Regions from separate parts of the Homo sapiens genome. Here regions 2 and 3 are each linked to region 1. Evidence: chromatin contacts called from ENCODE Hi-C or POLR2A ChIA-PET data. All regions are on one chromosome and are shown on one strand. Each heading gives the region's core, a stretch centred on a gene start or an enhancer-like site at or near the end of the contact. The rest is flanking DNA. Distances are from core to core; before and after follow the strand shown. Region 1 overlaps PLEKHG1 (pleckstrin homology and RhoGEF domain containing G1). Region 2 has its middle 110 kb from the start of PLEKHG1. Region 3 overlaps PLEKHG1 (pleckstrin homology and RhoGEF domain containing G1).

What was found. Hi-C counts contacts between places; a loop is a spot of excess contacts on that map. ChIA-PET counts read pairs that join two places held with the same protein, here RNA polymerase II (POLR2A). Pooled maps may share reads with other maps.
Region 2: a pooled map shows a loop between it and region 1 (2.2-fold over the local background). The contact joins two enhancer-like sites. A Hi-C loop is called at or near these places in 1 of 168 maps with a recorded cell type or tissue (Calu3), 1 of 37 single-sample maps with no recorded cell type and 5 of 50 pooled maps. POLR2A ChIA-PET finds 5 or more read pairs at or near these places in 2 of 52 experiments (PC-9 and WTC11).
Region 3: a loop to region 1 is called in a map of B cell, with 2.7 times the contacts of the local background. The contact joins two enhancer-like sites. A Hi-C loop is called at or near these places in 2 of 168 maps with a recorded cell type or tissue (B cell and GM12878), 25 of 37 single-sample maps with no recorded cell type and 12 of 50 pooled maps. POLR2A ChIA-PET finds 5 or more read pairs at or near these places in 6 of 52 experiments (A673, GM12878, Panc1 and 3 more).

The regions. Positions count from the first base shown.
Region 1 is chr6:150,639,856-150,643,493 of GRCh38, reverse strand. The region is part of intron 1 of PLEKHG1 (pleckstrin homology and RhoGEF domain containing G1); the gene reads right to left. Among named protein-coding and RNA genes, the nearest start is that of PLEKHG1, 42 kb to the right of the region's middle. Within about 2 kb of position 1,978, at least 7 of the 41 ENCODE cell types and tissues checked have a DNase peak (open chromatin) inside an H3K27ac peak, as active enhancers do; they include B cell and GM12878, where a contact is called at or near this core.
Region 2 is chr6:150,488,780-150,491,985 of GRCh38, reverse strand. No RefSeq gene overlaps it. Among named protein-coding and RNA genes, the nearest start is that of PLEKHG1, 110 kb to the left of the region's middle. Within about 2 kb of position 1,250, at least 4 of the 41 ENCODE cell types and tissues checked have a DNase peak (open chromatin) inside an H3K27ac peak, as active enhancers do.
Region 3 is chr6:150,811,429-150,814,761 of GRCh38, reverse strand. All of the region lies in intron 11 of PLEKHG1 (pleckstrin homology and RhoGEF domain containing G1), which reads right to left. Among named protein-coding and RNA genes, the nearest start is that of MTHFD1L, 53 kb to the left of the region's middle. RefSeq lists enhancers at 913-1,062, 1,303-1,402. Within about 2 kb of position 1,306, at least 11 of the 41 ENCODE cell types and tissues checked have a DNase peak (open chromatin) inside an H3K27ac peak, as active enhancers do; they include B cell and GM12878, where a contact is called at or near this core.

The DNA of each region.
Region 1 (3,638 bases), core at 729-3,228:
GCAATTTATGAAATGAGTTGAGCTTTTAAGATGAGTTCAGTTTCCAGTTTGTATCAATTCCTAGGTTCCACAGGACACACACCAATATGAGGCAGGACTGATTGAGGTTCTTACTACATTATTAAGATGTGTTACACTGATACCAGATACTTCCAGAATCTGGGCTAGATTTCATGGTAAGTTGACTGTGAGCTTTTAAAAAGGAAACTAAAAGCAGACAAACAGCAAGAACTCAACACCAAATTTTGATGGTCCAGACCTTAGATTTTTACCATTTCCTGTTTATTTTTTTTAAACAGGCTAAAAGTTGGCATAGTTACCTGGCAAAGGATAATTAATTCTAATACTTAATTAGAGATGAGGCATTCCAGTAGGTGACCTCTTCCTCATATTCCTTGGTATGTCTCTCTGTTTTTCATACTTACAGCAAAGACGGCCTCTTAATAAAGAAAAGCTGGCCAAAGAACTGGGGATTCCGTCACTATTTTCCTTAAGTTTTTAAAGTTGGAGGGGATGCTGGGCAAAAATGCAAAAAGTAGGGAATGTTTCTTCAATGAATGAGCTTCACTTAAGTACCGCTACTATTACAGGTGCTGTTATAGGCACTGGGGTTACATAGAAAAATACTGAACCACTGCCTAAGACATCAGGTTCTTGAAGGGTTACATACCAGGAGACAAACTGGATAGCAGCTATATTACAAGTGCTGTAATACAGTTATCAATGCTTTTAGTTGAGCAACCTGTGCTACTCCTAAAATGCCTTGAATGCATCCAACATTTGAGCACCAACAGCATACCAGTGCAGGTGCTAAGGATGCAGCCATGATTGGGACAGATTCAGTCCTTACCATCACAGGACCTTTAGCCAGTGGGATGGCTGGCACAGCATTAAAGACAATGCCCAAAGGCAACTGTAGTTATACAGTAAACTTTTAAAAGCATAACAAAATACAACTTTAATATTAAAATCTTGGTCTTGGCAGCATTCCAGTGGAGGAAAATTATGGGTAAAACAAGATTTTCCAGAGATACTCAAGTCCAGGCATAAATAAGGAAAAGGAAGGTGATTATGAAAGTTAGCAAGGTTTTGGCAGATTCTACACGTAATAAAATGGAGGAAGCCACAGAAACTGAGCAACATTTTCTAAGCAGAAAAATTTTATAAGCACCACCTTTTATAGAGTTCAAGAGCTTCTTTCAATCTAGGTCAATAACTTCAAGCAATTCAGAATGTGTTAACAAGCAGTGAAAATGAATGTTAATTAAAATAATAAAATTCCCTCAAATGAACAGAATTCAGCTGGCTGTGGTTTCCAAAGTTGTACTATCTCATAAGTCAAATAGATTTAATAAGGGGAAACAGGACATTAGGTTTCTTGTGCCACTTATTTAATAAACTAATATTTTAGGAGATAACTTTAAAATCTGAATTTGTATTCACCCATTTATTTAATGGTGAAGCACAGTTTTTTTTTACCCAGGCTTCTGTAAAAATATACTTTATTCGGGAAATGTGTTACATCACTTGAAAAAAAAAAGGGTTACTTACATCACTTGAAAATATTCTATTTAGAAAGGTAATTTCCTTTTGCTTTTTTTTTTTTTTTTTTTTTTTGCCTTTTCACATCAGTCAAGTAAAACAGGCTTTGACATATTGGTTTTTTAAAAAGAGAACTTCCAAATATATCACAGAGTTTTTATTTAACATCTATCCTGAGGCTATTTCAGATGAGCTTTCAGTTTCAGGGGAGGGAAAAAGGAAACATGGATACGAAGGGCTGGCTTCCAATAAAACGTTTTACACTTACTACCAAACAGTGATTTATTCATCCACACGTTCCACAGCACCACAGCCACCAGCACTTCCTGGAAATCTTTGGTTTTGCTAACATGGACCATTTTTACTTCTAAAAAAAGGGGAACTGTTCATATTGAATATTGTAGCCCATGAGGAAAGTAAGAGAGACAACTGACATATGCAGAAACACCTTGCCATTTTCAATCCGGACTTGAGAAAACTTTTACTTTCACTAAACCTTCATTAGCATATCTAACATGTGCTTACACGGTTATTTTGCTGATCTTAAAATGGTTCAAAACTGAATATGATTACCATTTCAAAAATCTTTCATAGAGTCTGAACTTCACAGATCATCTCTTTTGCACAATATTTTTGCTTTCCTTCACAGAAACCATCAGGGTTTTCGTCAATCTATCTTGCCAGTTTAGACTATATTAAACTTGTTTATTTTAGAATAATTTTATTTAGAATATAGATATGTATGGTTTCTAGTTTCTAACTCCATGAACAGAGTAATATTTCTCCAGATTCTGTTTATGTGCATGTTCAGCCAAGATATCTTCACTACATAAAACGTAAAAGAGCCTCTAATAGTGGGGGCATTTGGCTGTGTGTGGAGTTAAGCCCAGATCAAAGGGCAGGACACTTGTAGTGCACAGATAAGCTAGAGCATTCTCTAGCCACAAGTTTTTCACTATGAAACTGACATTTAGTGCCCACTAAACAACTGACATATAGTACTCCTGCCATAAAATTAGTTAGATTTGCACTTTCTGATCTAAATATTCAGCAACTATAGGTATTTCTTTAACATCTGTCCCCAATATTAGACCACAGGAGACCCCATTTCTCTGTGTACCACAGCATGCCCGATGCCCAGCACATGGCAGATGCTCACAAATAATTGTTAAATGAATAACCAAGCAGAATGTGCTCACTGGATTTAGTGGCATGAGGTCAGTGAGAGCAGTTTTGGGAAATTGTAAGGGCTAAAGTGGAAACAGTTCAGGGCGACGAGTGAAACACCATGTATCTTACACAAGGCCTGAGAGGAGGGAAGTAGAAAGAGCTAGCGTGGTGTGGGTATTCCAAGCAGGGTTTTGCGTGGGAGAGTCCGGATGATATATAAATGGTGACAAGATAGATCTTTTAGAGAGGAAGGGGTAGAAAATACTGAAAAAGGAAGAGTAAGCCAAAGCATCCCTGAAAATACAGGAAGAATGAGGACCCAGGGACCAGTGTTAATTAAGATGGGGACACGTTTGCTGTTATGACAAAGGCAGGAACATGATGGTTCTTGGTAGATGTGGTGGCAGGCCATGGCCCTGTGTGTTCTCAAGTGATTTCTATTTGCTCGGAGAAGTAAAAGTCAAGATCATCTTCTGAAAAAGTTGGGCAAGCCTGCGCATTTGGGAAGAGTTGGGAAAATTATAATTAAGTCATTTAGGAGAGTCAGTCATGAGCTGACTAGAAAAAAAATAGAAAGTCTGTCAATATCACATTCTGCACCATCAACAATCAGGTGATCGGTCCTACTGGCGGGACGCCGGCCTGGGCATGTGCTTAGCAGACAGCAGGTAGGGCCAGATGGGTAACCCTACAGGGAAAGCAGTGGCTTTGGAATCGAAAGATTTGGGCCCAAGGCCAAGATCTGCTATTAAGGAGCTGTCCGACTTGGAGGAGTCATTTCACTTCTTTAGGCCTTAGGGTTTTTCCATTTACAAAATGACAGAGTTGCGTAGAAACCTCCGAGGTCCCTTCTAGCCCTAAAAGGACTCTTTATAAAATAACCAGCAAATTAGTCTAATGGCAGCATCATTGATACAGAATAAAAG
Region 2 (3,206 bases), core at 1-2,500, 150 kb after region 1:
GCTGGATACACACGTATTTCTTAGGCTTCCTAAACTCCTGAAATAGAGCAATGCAGGAACACCTGCTGAGAACGTGGGGAGGGGGCAGGGGGCTGCAACCTTCCACATCCAGGAAGAAACCAGGCTGAGGTCTCTGTTCTGGAGCCATTAGTGACATGACCTCAACTAAACATGTGAAGGACTTTTTCAAACATCACTTATGTCCCCTGACCAAATGTGTCTTGGGGTCTTCAAAGGTTCAGGAGAAGCCTAGGTTAGAGCTCAAGTATTCACATTTGCCCAGGGCTAGCACAGGGTCCATATTATTTCTATTAAGGAGATAGTTTAAGCTCGCTTGGCAAACTGGGTTAATGACTAACTGGGTTAAGTGACTCAGATAAAATCCCCACATCCTGACTTGTGGTTAGACATTTGACTACCTTTATCTCAAAGAGTTTGAATCTTTTTTTTTCTCGTTGAAGGTTTTGTAAAATAAGGTGCGGATATTGCACTATTTTACCCATCTTGGGGATAGTGAAAGAGTCGTGGAGCTACTGTAAGTGGTACATTGAATGAGCTGAATTCAGCATGATGTCAGCCAAAACCTCTGGACCCCAGTGAACTCACTCTGGACCAGTTGCTCTGCCTGCCTCTGGACTGAAACCTGGCCACACCACCTGGGGAGGGGAAGGGAGGAAGGAACTCTGAGCTGCCATATAGTCTCGATGGAGCCTCAGCTGACCCCAGAGAGTTTTGAAGTTGGGATGACCCTTCAGAGATGTCCCCATTTGGCAAGGGGCCCAGGCCTTTGTTCTCCCACATCTGTTGGCCAATGGCTGCTGGCCTCCCCAGGAAGGCAGCATGGCCTCTGGGAGCTGATAGCTGAGGGCTGTCTGCAGGCGGCAGTCCTAGCGGCAGGGCACCAACCCTTCATCCTGCCTCAGGACATCCCAGTGTCCATACAGGGAACTGGAGAAAAAGGGCACAATCCTTAGCTGGTACAGGTGTAACCTGCCATCGGAGACTTCTGGCAGATGTGCAAGTGCAAGCTCGTCTTCAGTGAGGAGCTTTTGGGGTTTCCCAAAAGATCCCTCCAAGGACCTCTGACTGCAGTTCCTTGCACAGACAGTGCTTCTCCGGCCAGCTGCCGTGGCCCCACACAGGCCTGGGATTTTTGTGTGCACTCCTCTGTGGGATCCCTCCCCTCCCAGGTGCTCCTTTAGCATAGGAGCTCCTTAAAGATGACTCATGGCTAGACAATGTCCCCACAGTTCATGTCCTGCTCCTTGGAAAAAGGTACCTTTGTCTCACTCTCGGTGACCAACTATGCTGGTTTTTCCAGGACCGTCCTGGTTTTAGCACAGAAAGTCTCACTTCCCAGGAAACCTTTCAGTCCTGGCAAACCAGGGTGGTGGGTCGCCCTAGAACATATGGACCTGAAACAGCCACACCTCTGCACTTCAGCTGCGGTGTCACACAGGAGGCTTTTCAGGTGTGAATTAAATAGCATTTCTTATGCCCATCAAACTCCAGCGACTTATGGAAAGCCTTCCAAATGGCCAGTGAAGCCCCTCCTCAAGGCTTGCGTGGTAGGGGAAGTGCACAGGCTATGACCCTTGAAGTCAGGGGAAAACAGAACATGAGGGCTGATGCTCCAAAGCAAGCCTGCCTCTCCCAGAATCCTCAGTGTCTCCTGACACCTTATTTAGCCTGGAAGTGGGTCATGGGCTACGGTTTACAAAACCTATCTCAAAACCCGCTGGTCCAGCTGCTGGGGGTGGAGTGAGGTGAACTCTCTGGGTATAAAGTCCCAGGAGAACTTGTGCTCAGTGGGAAATGGTTCCTAGAGGGGCTGTTAACCATCTTCAGAGGGAGGCTGGACAGGAATCTGCTTCTCAGCATCAGCATTCATGGCACCCTTTTTTCCTTCAAATTCTTTAGCTTTAGGCCAGAAGCTTTAGAGAGTTATGTATATAAAAATCACCCAAGGATTCTATTAAAAATGTAGCTTATCTGTTCTTAAACTTGAAAAGATGCTAACCTCACTTATAATAAAAGAAGCACAAATTAAAACTATAGCAAGACAATATTTCTAACCTGTCAAATCAGCAAAACATCTGATATTTTCTGTTGGTAATGCTATGGTGGAAATCAACACTCTTATGCATGGTTGGCTTTGTCCCTGAGGAGAGGCATCTGGCAATACCCAACACAATTATAGGTGCGTTTACCCTCTGATCCAGAAACCCACATCTGATCATCTATACTAGAGATACACCTGTACGTATAATAAATGACACATGCAGACAATCATTTCTTTTTTTTTTTTTTTTTTTTGAGACGGAGTCACGCTCTGTCACCCAGGCTGGAGTGCAGTGGCGTGATCTTGGCTCACTGCAAGCTCCGCCTCCCAGGTTCACACCATTCTCCTGCCTCAGCCTCCCAAATAGCTGGGACTACAGGCACATGCCACCACACCCAGCTAATTTTTTTTAAAATATTTTTAGTAGAGACGGGGTTTCACCATGTTAGCCAGGATGGTCTCGATCTCCTGATCTCGTGATTCACCCGTCTCGGCCTCCCAAAGTGCTGGGATTACAGGCGTGAGCCACTGCGCCCGGCTGCAATCATTTCTTGTCTCATTGTTTGTAATAGCAAAGGAATAGGAAATAACCCAAGTGTAAAGCAGTAAGATATACGTAATTAAACCATTATAGATCCACACAAAAGAATTTTGTGTAGTATAAAAAAGGCAATGGGAATATTTACCTATATACTACTAACATGAAGAGATCTTTAGGAAATAGTGTTAAATGAAAAAAATTAAATAGCAGGTTGTGTATATATATATATATATATATATATATATATATATATATATATACATAGATACTTTTGCAACAAACAAGGAAAAATATATATTAATATTTATGTGAATTTGCATGAAAAACAAAAAATAATGAGCAATGTAGGGGATAAGGGAGAAGAGGGTGACTGGGGACAGGACCTTAAGGATGCTGTCTAAATGCTTTGCTGTATATATACTTTACACATGGATTTTCAGACCATGTAAACTATGAGCTACTCAATAAAACAGTTTAGAACTATGTAGATGTCCAAATCCCCTTTCTTGAATTCTAATTTACCGATTCCAGGGCAAGGCTCAGAATTCCGTACTTTTGTAGAGCTTTGGAAGAAAACGAACCAAGGAATACACGCTGAAAAAG
Region 3 (3,333 bases), core at 57-2,556, 170 kb before region 1:
ACTCCAGCCTGGGTGACAGAGTGAGACGCTGTTTCAAAACAAAACAAAACAAAAAAAGGTGTTTTTATTGCCAGTGGGAATAATGTGGTTAGGATGCTCTTTGGAGCCAGATAGACCAATCCAGGCTTGGTCATGTACTAGTTATATAAACTTGGGCAGTTTATTTAATGTCTCTCAGCCTCTGTTTTTATTTTTTCTAGAATGGGAAGAATAAGAACTACCTCATAACATATTTTGGTGAGGGTGAAATAAGAATATAAAGTACTCAGCACAGTGTGTATGCTCAATAAGTTGTAACTGAAAAGATGTTTTTAGATAGAAAGGATCGACAACTTGGGGAGAAAGTACGATGTTATATTGACTATATTAACCATTTGAATACTTAAAGGGAACTTCCTGAGGCACACACGCCTAGCGTGGGAGAAAGACAGGTATGTAAGGGGGTCTCATTTTGTAACTGCCTTTCAGAATCTTGTTAGCAATTTTGATTTTCCCAGCAGACAGGTAAACAATGGGTGGGGCCCATCAAAGATACTCTGCCATTGCTCAGAAGGGCATTCTAAGGCACCAGGCCAGCAACAAAATGACTAATCATAAAGAAAATGCAGTCCCCTCTCTGCATGAGCTCCCTTTCATCTCATAACACCCTGACGAAATGAAAACTCATGCTTAGGTCCAAGTCCACACCTATGCACATTCATTTCCTGAGGACCAAATCATTGCTGGCAGTCCTGAGAACAAGCTTCAAATGCTTGTCAAAATATACAGAGAACAAAACAGACTGTCCCCTTTCTCAGAAATCTCAGCCCTTATTTTCCACCCAGTTCAATTTTCATGATCATCATCCCATTGTCTGCTCCACCTCACTCCTCCCAGCCCCAACTTGGACTGTTTCACCATCCATGTGAATAATCCACCCACCACCCTAGTTCCTTGACCACTTTCTAATGACCTTTTCCTCCACTCCAGAGCAGCAGCACAGAATCAGAGCCACCTCCAGAACCTGATCACACTCAAAACCGTCCCACCTCTAAGGCAGGACTCCAAAAGTCCCTTCTTCAATTACAGATTAGGGTATTTCCTTCTCTCTCACATTAAGTCCTGCTGAACCGGGCTTTATGACAATACTGCAGTCCCTCACCCCACGCCTCTGTCGCCAGCTGGTTTTCCTCTTCACTCAGCCTAATGTCATGCCCAATTACTGCAACTGCGTGCTCACTGGCACCCTCCCCACCCCCGCCCTGGGAACCTTCCCCTACCAGCTCTGCCGGTTCCCAACCTGGAGGAACCCACACACACCACGGTTTTCACCAGTAGTTTCCAAGCTGCTGAGCAGATTTTGAAATGACGTCATCACACTGATTCATGGGGGCCAGCCTCAGTTGGGTCTTTGATGTCTTTCACAGGCTATTCTAGTCATCTCTAGTGACTGGTCCATTTTGTTTTTTTTTTTTTTTGAGACAGAGTCTCACTCTGTCGCCCAGGCCGTAGTGCAGTGGCGTGATCTCGGCTCAATGCAAGCTCCGCCTCCCGGGTTCACGCCATTCTCCTGCCTCAGCCTCCCGCGTAGCTGGGACTACAGGCACCCGCCACCACGCCTAGCTAATTTTTTGTATTTTTAGTAGAGATGGGGTTTCACCGTGTTAGCCAGGATGGTCTTGATCTCCTGACCTCGTGATCTGCCCGCCTCCGCCTCCCAAAGTGCTGGGATTACAGGTGTGAGCCACCGCGCCCGGCCAGCAAGTGTTCTTCTGATCCTTTCCACTTTCCCTCAGACACCCCTGCTCTCTGCTTCACTCACTCAGCAGATGACTTTATTATCTGCACGAGTGAAATCGAACCCTTTGTCTTCCCCCAAGTCCACCTCAAAGTTCCTCTGTCTTTCATCTTTTTCTCCCTTGGTTCAGAGAGATGCTTCCAGCCCTTTCCAAGATGAGCCCCTATTCCTGTGTGTCCCATCCTCTTCCTTCCCACCTCCCCAGGCCCCGTTCCAACAAGAAGTGAGCCACTGTCTCCTCTCCCACCTTCCTCCTCCTTCCCTGCCATCTGCTCATGGACTCGGCATTCGAGCCAGACGAGAAGTCTTGCTTTGCTCTTGCCTTTCTCTCCAAACTATCATTTTTTCTTCCTTTTGTGAACTTTACATATAAAAAAGTCTATACCCATTCCGTTCCTTCTTAATCCCCCTTTTTCTGCAACCCACTGTGATCTCTCCCTTTTCTCTTAGTTGCCAAATATAAAATCTGCTTTTCTGTTTAAATCTCCTTGACCTCGGCAGCCTTTGAGACTGTGTCTCCCCCATCTCTGAGATGTGCTTTTTCCTTGTTAGCGCAGTGCCTTCTCCTCAGACATCCTCCCTGCCTCCTCTGCTACTCTTTCAATCTTTCTTTGGCTGTTCTCCAAATCCCCCCACCCGCTTGCTGATCACTTAGATGTTGGGATTCCCAAGGGTTCATCTTTCCTTTGCACATTTTTGTGGGCCATCTTATTAAACCTTAGGGCTTCAATTACTGCCTCTAGCAAGAGTCTCCTGATCCTTAGCTTCCAAGACCTGAATTTCCACCTGTGGCTGACCCTGCCCAGCAGCACGGGTGCCAGTGAGAGCAGAGGGCTCCTCTCTCTCACTCCCATCTCACAGGTTCCTCTCCCTGCCTGTCTCAGAACTCACAGTACCATGCTCTCCTTCAACCCCTGACTCAGCCTTGACTTTTAGTGGGCAAAATCCTGCCTCCTGCCTCAGTGGCACTTTCTGCATTTGTTCCCTCTGTCGCTGTGGCTCCACGGCAGCACTGCTCAGCTCCTTTCTAGGCCATGGTGGTGGGTTACTATCTTCTCCAGCCTCCAACCTCACTCCTGCCACTTATTTGTCACCTTGTCCCCAAAGTTACACTCTCAGAACACAGGACTGACTGCGCCATCTCCCCTTCCTCCAAAGCCTGCAGTAATTTCCCAGTGTGAACGCGTCCAGATTCCTCAGAGCACATGCTCACAGCCCTCCAGGGGCTCCTGCCCTTCCCGTCCCTGCCCCAGCCCCTGCCTCAGTCCCTGAGAACTCAGCCCTCCCATCCTGGCACCGTCTGTGCGCCCTGAACACAGCGCATACATTCTCTCTTTTTTTTTTTTTTTAATGCAGGTCTCTAGGTCTGGTTTCCTTAATTCCTTTTTTCCCACTTAATAAAAATATTCCTAAGACTGGGCACAGTGGCTCATGCCTGTCATCCCAACACTTTGGAAAGGCTGAGGCAGGCAGATCACTTGAACCCAGGAGTTTGAAACCAGCCTGGGCAAGATGATGAGACTACACCTTTACCAAAAATACAAAAATTAGCTTGG